2 separate regions of the Homo sapiens genome follow, and region 1 is linked to region 2. Evidence: chromatin contacts called from ENCODE Hi-C or POLR2A ChIA-PET data. All regions are on one chromosome and are shown on one strand. The core of a region is the stretch at or near the end of the contact, and the rest is flanking DNA. Distances in the headings are between cores, read along the strand shown. Region 1 overlaps UNC13D (unc-13 homolog D). Region 2 holds the start of EXOC7 (exocyst complex component 7).

What was found. A loop is a pair of places that touch in the nucleus more often than their neighbours do. ChIA-PET counts read pairs that join two places held with the same protein, here RNA polymerase II (POLR2A). Pooled maps may share reads with other maps.
Region 1: a pooled map shows a loop between it and region 2 (2.7-fold over the local background). The contact joins the enhancer-like site here to the promoter of EXOC7 in region 2. A Hi-C loop is called at or near these places in 1 of 50 pooled maps. POLR2A ChIA-PET finds 5 or more read pairs at or near these places in 2 of 52 experiments (WTC11 and activated T-cell).

Annotation. Positions count from the first base shown.
Region 1 is chr17:75,825,315-75,828,985 of GRCh38, forward strand. UNC13D (unc-13 homolog D) reads right to left here. Exons shown (of 32, transcript NM_199242.3): 31 at 3,473-3,669; 32 at 1,911-2,772. The coding sequence ends at 2,651. It overlaps UNK (unk zinc finger), which reads left to right. Exons shown (of 16, transcript NM_001080419.3): 16 at 1-485. Among named protein-coding and RNA genes, the nearest start is that of UNC13D, 17 kb to the right of the region's middle. Within about 2 kb of position 2,422, at least 31 of the 41 ENCODE cell types and tissues checked have a DNase peak (open chromatin) inside an H3K27ac peak, as active enhancers do.
Region 2 is chr17:76,101,654-76,105,675 of GRCh38, forward strand. It overlaps EXOC7 (exocyst complex component 7), which reads right to left and starts at 2,134. Exons shown (of 19, transcript NM_001013839.4): 1 at 1,980-2,134; 2 at 1,708-1,773; 3 at 26-210. The coding sequence starts at 2,039.

The sequences.
Region 1 (3,671 bases), core at 1,172-3,671, 280 kb before region 2:
CCCTGCCCCCTCCCCTCTCTGGCAGCTAGCAGGGCAATTGGCGGGGAGGAGTGCGGACTGAGGACTGAGGACCAAGGGGGCCCAGGCCCTGCCCTCCTACCCGGAGGGGCTCCGTTTGCATTCCTTGGTGCTCTCTGAGTGCAGCTGGTGTCCCGCCCTGTTCTGGGCGGACGCCTGTGTGCGTGTGTGTGTGCCTGTCCAGTGTATATTGTGTCTTAGCTTCCATTTTAAAAATTGTTCTGTACAGAGAGAGATGCAGCAGGGGCGGGAGGGCAGAGTGGGCGGAGGGGAGCAGCCGCACCCCCAGCACCGGGTGTCTGCGGTAGGAACAAGAGGGCTGAGAGGGTCTGGTCCTGGCCCAGGCTCCCCCTTGGGCTCAGCACGAAAGGGCTTTCAATGAATTAAGTGAAAACTTTTTCCTTTTTTACAAAAATGCAAAAATCAACAAAGCTCCAAACCTATTGGAAATAAAATATGAACTTGCAGTGGTAGCTTGTTTACATGGGGGTGAGGGGGAGTGGGTCCCAAAAGAGGGCCTCTGAACTATGAGGTGGGCCAGGAGCCTTGCCTCAGCCATGGAAACGGCTGCTGCCCACACCCCTGAGCTGTGGTAAGGCAGCTGGAGAGGGCTGGAAACTTCCTGGGCCCATCAGGCCCCAAGACAGTTCAAGTGCTCTCCGACCTAGGCCTAGCGGTTGATGACACAGGGACCCTTAGCCTTGGACACAGAGGCCCCCCAGGCCCTAGGACTCTTTAGGGCTGTGTGGTCAGCGGTGACTGGCAATAGGGCCCGTAACTGTTTCTCAGAGGAACAGTGTCTTCCCAACTGGGCATGGTGGCGCATGCCTGTGGTCCCAGCTACTAGGGAGGCTGAGGTGGGAGGATCACTTGAGCCCAGGAGGTCGAGGCGGCAGTGAGCCATGATTGCACAGCTGCCTCCAGCTTGGGTGACAGAGTGAGATCCCATCTCAAAAACAAAAACAGGCCGAGGCGGGCAGATCACTTGAGGTCAGGAGTTCGAGACCAGCCTGGCCAAAATGGTGAAACCCCGTCTCTACTAAAAAAAAAAAAAATACAAAAATTAGCCAGGTGTGGTGGCACATGCCTGTAGTTCCAGCTACTCAGGAGGCTGAGGCAGGAGGATCCTTTGAACCCGGGACGCAGAGGTTGCAGTGAGCTGAGATTGCCCCATTGCACTCCAGCTGGGCGACAGAGTGAGACTCCATCACAAAAACAAAAAACCCAGTGCCTTCCCATTGGGATGATTTGCTGGTAGGACCCAGAGGAAGTCCTGCCTTCTGCCTTCTTCACCCTACCCTGCCCCTGAGGGATGAGGGGCTGAGGCCTAAGAGGTACGTCCTCCCTCCCACCTCCTCAACTAGGCTGTGCGGTGGGGGGTGAGAAAACACCCTGGTGGGATCCTCTTTGCATGGTCTCGGGCCTTGGATGTCATCTCAGCTAACCTCGACTCCTGTCCTCATTTTGTGCAGACTCAGAGGTTCCGACATGGAACCAGGGTCACACAGCTAGGATGACGTGATGACCAGGCCTCAGGTTCTGACACCCCCCAGGCAGGGGAGGGACCCAGCTCCTCTACGCCCTACTGTCTCAAGAGCAGCCCCTCAGCCTCAACCTGCACCCCTGGGAGGCCCCTGCTCACTGTGCTCCCCCGAGGAACGGGTCCCTGTCCTGGGTGTCACCACAGGAACTGGTATGCCTGGTAAAGCAATTTATTCAAAGCCCACGGCCAAAAATCACCCTAGCCCTGCCTCTGCCTCAGTTATTTCCACACCTACCCCCCTGCTTTGTAGCTACCCCAAGGTGGCGGTAGCTCAAAGTCCCCTGAGGGCTGGGGAGGAAGCTACCCGGCCTGGCTCGCATTCCAGGCCCCACTGTAGGCCAAAGGCATATTTTAAGAGGACAATGGATTTGTTTTTATTAATTTTTTTGCTAAGAAAGTTTCTAGGTGGCAGGTGCTGTCCGGGGAGGGGGCGTGCGCAGCAGACACAGCAGCCAAACTGTCCTTTCTGCTTCCGTCTGTCTGTGCCAGCCCTGCCGCCTGCCAGCTCTTGCTCCCTCAGAGCCAGAAGGTTCTTGGCTCCAGGCTTCCTGGCCTGGATGCTGGCAGCCCCTGGGGAGAGGACCCAGGCCCCCTCTAGTAATGGCCACCACCCTCCCCCCAGGGCAGCTGGAGCCTCATCTTTGGCAGGGTCCCCTCTCCCTTTTCCAGGAGACTCTGTGCCTGTAGCCCTGGTCCCAGTGAACCTGGCCCCCACCCCAGTGGCTGGAACAGGAAGGCCAGGAGGCAGATGGGCCAGGGCCAGGAGACAGATGGCCCAATCCCCTGCCCACCACAGCAGCTTTTCTGAGAGGCGGGCAGGGGCAGGGTTTGCTCCCCCTGGTGCTGGGATGTGGTAGAGACATTGCAGCCAGGGCTGGAGGCAGGGAGGCGGGAGTAGAGATGTCGCTGCTGAGCCCCCATCACCATGGGAGGCAGGGGAGGTCTGCACTCTGGGCACTCCGCATGCTGGGGCTCCCCAAGTGTTAGGCCAGGCTGGAGGGCCGCGATGTGGCGGGGAAGCCCCAGACCCTACAGGAAAGCCCTTGCAAGTCCCCACCGGGGACCCAGCCCCACCGCAAACCTCTACGGCTACGGTGCCGGCCGCAAGGCATGCTGGGAGGCCTGCTTGGCCCGGTGCCGCCGCAGCCTCACAAAGACCTGGGCTTCTCGGTCACCCTTCCGGCCCTCCAGCAGCTGCAGGATTGGGTCCCCTGCGGAGAGAGGGGTTTGGGGGTCAGATGCCAGGGGAGAGGGCAGTGCCTGGTGGTGGCAGAGAAGAGTGTGTGGGGGGGTACACAACACTGCTCCATCTCCCCAACAACCTGGAAGGAAACAAGTGACAGACCCGCGCCAGCCCAGCCCAGGAGGTGGTCTGACAGACGCATCCGGTCGGGTCGCGTAACAGACAGAGTGCTGCTGGGACACTGTCCTGACTGCAGCGAGGGGCTGAGATGTGCCTGAGGTTTGACTATTACCTTTTTATACGAGAACCTAAAGCTAGCAAGTTAACCTTTTCATGCCTCGGTTTACTCATCTGTAAAAGAGTGCTAATATCTGCTTCGTTGGCTGGAATGCATAAAGTGCTTAGCACTTGCTCATAATAAGTGCACAAGCATCAGACCGTTGCTGGTATCAAAAATGCTCTGCAGGGAAGCGGCCCCGCCGAGTGAGATCCAGGCCCTTCTCCCCAGTTAAACTTCTTGGTGACTTCCCCATGCAAGGAGAGTCACGTTACACTTAGCTTAAAGTTCACTGGTCTCTTGATTAGACCGAGAGATGGGCCGTGGCTGTCCCACTGGCTCCCGTCTCCAGGGAAGCTGTTCTCCGACCCTGGCATCACCTCTCTGGGGCCCCTGCCTGAGCTTTACAGGCTCCCGTCCCCGCACCACCCTGCCCTGGGCTCAGGCCTACCGTTGGGTGCGGGGTACGTGAGGGGCAGGCGGGTCTGAGGCACCTCACCAGGCTCCTCAGAGCCACTCAGCCCGGGCACCTCACGCAGCGGCAGGAAGGCCTCGCCTTCCAGGTCGTCGGCCCCCAGCGTGTCGTAGTCCAGCACGGTGAGCAGGAGGCATGCCCCAGCCTTGCGGCACGGCTCAGCAGGCACCAGGCT
Region 2 (4,022 bases), core at 884-3,383:
GACCCTCTGGGCCTCACTCACTCACCCCTCTCTGATGATCTTCTCAGTGTCACTGGCCACATGGTAGTAGCTGATGACATGGTCCAGGCAGGACAGCGTCTTCTCAACATTCTCCTGCAGCCGCTGCAGATTCTCCGTCTGCTTGTGCACAGGGATGATGGAGTTCTCCAGCTTCATAAGGCGGCTCTCAAAGGATGATAAGATAGACACCTGCGGGAGGGAAGCCTCTTGATCTTGGGACTCACAGTGGTCCCAGCACTGCTTCTACACACCCACCTTCGGCATTTCCTGCCTTTTCTCTGGTTTTCTAGACAATAAACTCCACAAGCGAAGGAACAGGGTGTACCTGTTCCCCACTGTATCTTCAGCACCTATCATGTGCCTGGCATATAGTAGGTGGTCTAAGACAAATTGGTTGAAATTTTATTTGAAGGCAAACCAAGCATCAAATTAATTCTTCTTAAAATAATCAGCCCAAGATGGCTTCCCTTCCACCCTTTGAAGCCAAATCTCAACTTCTGTTCTCTCTGAAGCATTCCTAAACCGGACTGGAAGTAGTTTCATACAGAGTAGCCTCAAATGCATTGCTGTATCTTCAAAACCCTCTCTAAGGATGAAACTCATTGAATAAGGACTAGAGGCTGGGCGTGATGGTTCATGCCTGTAATACCCAGAATTTGGGAGGCTGAGGCGGGAGGTTAGCTTGAGACTAGGAGTTCAAGACAAGCCTGGACAACACAGTGAGACCCTGTCTACACACACAGACACACACACACACACACACACACACACACACACACACAATTAGCAAGGCGTGGTGGTGTGTGCCTACAGTCCCAGCTGCTAGGAGGCCGAGGCAGGAGGACTGCCTGAGCCCAGGAGTTAGAGACTGCAGTGAGCTACAGTCATGCCACTGCACTCTAGCCTGCACAACACAGCCAGACTCTGCCTCTAAAAAAAAAAATTTAAAAATTAAAATTTTTAGAAAAGGACTAGGACTTTATTATTGTGTGACTAAATGCAAATACAAGTTTGTATTTACTCACTTTGTGCTTTTCCAGTCTCCCCTAGGAATAAAGAAGGAAACTCACTTATTGAGCACCTATTGTATACCAGGCACTGTGCAAGATGCAGTCGCATGCATTAGCGCATATGACCTTCACAGACACACTGGGAGGCTGGCACAGTCTCTGTTTTAGCAGATGAATTCGCTGACACCAGTTACCTATCAGGAGCCGCACATTTAAGCAGAAGGGCAAGGACTAGATCCCAGATCTGCCTGACTTTAGAGCTCTTTCTTTCCCTAAAGTCCTCTGGAGTGAAGGCTGAGTCTTCTCTGCCCTCAGGAATCTCAAAGTGCCAACCTCCTGGGCAGAGAGTCCACTGACAATGACATATGCCCAGTACCTAGCCCAACTGGTCAGACTCACTGAGTGTTTGCAGAAGGAGAGAAGGAAGAATGGCGAGCTTAGACAGAAAGCAGCAAGTCCAGGCCAGTGGGAAGTGCAGCCTCCTCAGTGAGGGTACGGAACATGGGGAGGGGGCTAGGCAGGAGAGATGCCAAACTGTTGCTAGATAAACCCACACACTGCCTCCGTCGCTGCCCATTCCAGAACTCCAGGCCGCAGGAACCGGAACCGCCAGGTCGCAAGGCTCTCCCCCAGGGTCCGGAGGCCTGCCCTCTCCCCCAGCTGCGGGGAGACTCACCATGTTCTTAGTGAGCTGGTCGCTCTTCTCCAGGCTGTCTCGGATGAAGGACAGAGTCTCCTCCTCCTGGGGGCAGGCAAGGGGAGGACATCACCAGAAACCAGAAGCTAAAGGAGACCACTGCGTCCCAACCCCACGGCCTAGCCCCCAACCCCATCTCCTCGCTGGGTGCGCTCCCTCCCACCCCTGCCTCCTCCATGAGTAGACAATCAGGCCCCGCTGTTGGCCCCTTTCCCTCACCTCCTCCCCAGCCTCCCCAGGCCCACGCCCACCTGCTTCAGCTTGTCCTCAATCTCCCGCCGTCGAGCGGATGCCTCCTGTGGGGGAATCATCGCTCTGAACCCCGCGGCTCCCACTCCCCAGTATCTTTCCTCCGCGGGCCCACCGGGCCCCCGTCCCCGTCACACCCACTTCCGCTCTTGGTCCCGCCCCGGGACGCCTGGGCGGAGCCATGTTGGGAATCGCAGGCTGAAGTGCGCCTGCGCGGAGCCCAAGAACGGACCGACGGCCATTTTGAGCGTGGCTGGGAAGAGAAGTGTATTCGGATGCTGCAAGGGACCTCGACGCGGGTTCCTTGCCTCAGCAGAGGTTTTCGATCGGCCTTATGTCCCGCGGCTGGCAGGACACTTAGAGCTCACTTGCTGTTTTCGTTGAAAGACCGACCCTTTTGATAAAGACTGCTGGGGAAGGCGACGAATTCCTTTCCCCAGGTCGCATTCTATGGGCAGGCACCAAGGCCAATTGCGTTTCCCACAAAGCCCCGCACGGAGCAGGTGACACAGTAGATGCCTAACGTGTGTCCATGTAATGAACCAGGGGCTTGTGTACTTGTTTCCGCCTTCCACCCTGCATTACGCAAAAACGTATCCTGTGGGCTGGCGGGGCTGCTCCGGAGCTCCAGGCCCAGACCCAGCGTCCAACTGCAGCTCCAGGGGACGGGGTGGGGGGCGCCCCTGGATCAACTTCCCTGCGGGGCTGGATGTTGTGGTTGCAGACCCAGCTCCTGCAAAACCTCGAGTTACTCCTTCCTCTAACCCGTCCCTGCCCACCCTGCCTCTGGCCCCCAGCCTTGAGAAAGGACAAGGCCGACCAGCTTGGTTCAGTCCTTCTGTGGCCTCAGTGTCCAGACACCCGGAAGATAGACAAGGAGGCATGTGCTGGTAGATGAGAAGGTTTGGGGCGGGCAGGGGGGACACCAAGCTTTTTTTTTCCTTTCTTTTCTTTTGAGAGAGAGTCTCACTCTGTCGCCCAGGCTGGAGTGCAAGTGGCACGATCTTGGCTCATTGCAGTCTCTGCCTCCCGGGTTCAAGTGATTCTCGTGCCTCAGCGTCCCGAGTAGCTGGGATTACAGGCGGCTGCCAACACGCCCGGCTAATTTTTTTGTATTATTAGTAGAGACAGGGTTTCGCCATGTTGCCCAGGCTAGTCTCGAACTCCTGACCTCAAGTGATCCACCCGCCTTGGCCTTCCAAAGTCCTGAGATTACAGGCGTGAGCCCCTGCTCCCGGCCTAAGGAGAGAAGGAGAGAAGGAAGAACCCAAGCTCTAGGGTTCCCAAGCGCTCACTCCACCCATAGTCACCCGAAGAGGAGGAGGAGGAGGAAGTGGGTGCACAGAGCCTGGAGAGGGATGGGCAGCCTTCCCTCAGGCAAGAGGACAATTTCAATCCTGTTGTAGGTGGGGGAGATAAAAGGCTGATTCCTGTGTCAGGAAATACCCAGGATGATTTCGCTGACATGGTCCTTGTGTAGTCCAAAGGGCTAAGTAGGAGAAAGTTTAAACTGTTAGATGTCACAGAATAGAGTAGCGGGGCTAGTTAGCCGCTGTAGAGAGGGTGTTTTGGGCTCAGGTGGACTACCTTTGAGGGCCTGGTCCAGCATTTAACCTGAGTCTCTCTCTCTCTCTCTTTTTTTTTTCTTGAGACGGAGTCTTGCTGTGTTGCCCAGGCTCGAGTGCAATGGCGTGATCTCGCCTCACTGCAACTTCTGCCTCCCGGGTTCAAGCGATTCTCCTGCCTCAGCCTCTCGAGTAGCTGGGATTACAGGCATGGGCCACCACCCTGGCTAATTTTGTATTTTTAGTAGAGATGGGGTTTCTCCATGTTGGTCAGGCTAGTCTTGAACTCCCAACCTCAGTTGATCCGCCCGCCTCGGCCTCCCAAAGTGCTGGGATTACAGGTGTGAGCCACCGTGCTTGGCCTGAGTCTCTAAACAGTTCCTGGCCCATAGTAGATGCTTAATAAAAATACTGATAATAAATATTTTGCTCCGGCCAGGTGTGGTGGCTCATGCCTGTAATCCCAGCACTTTGGGAGGC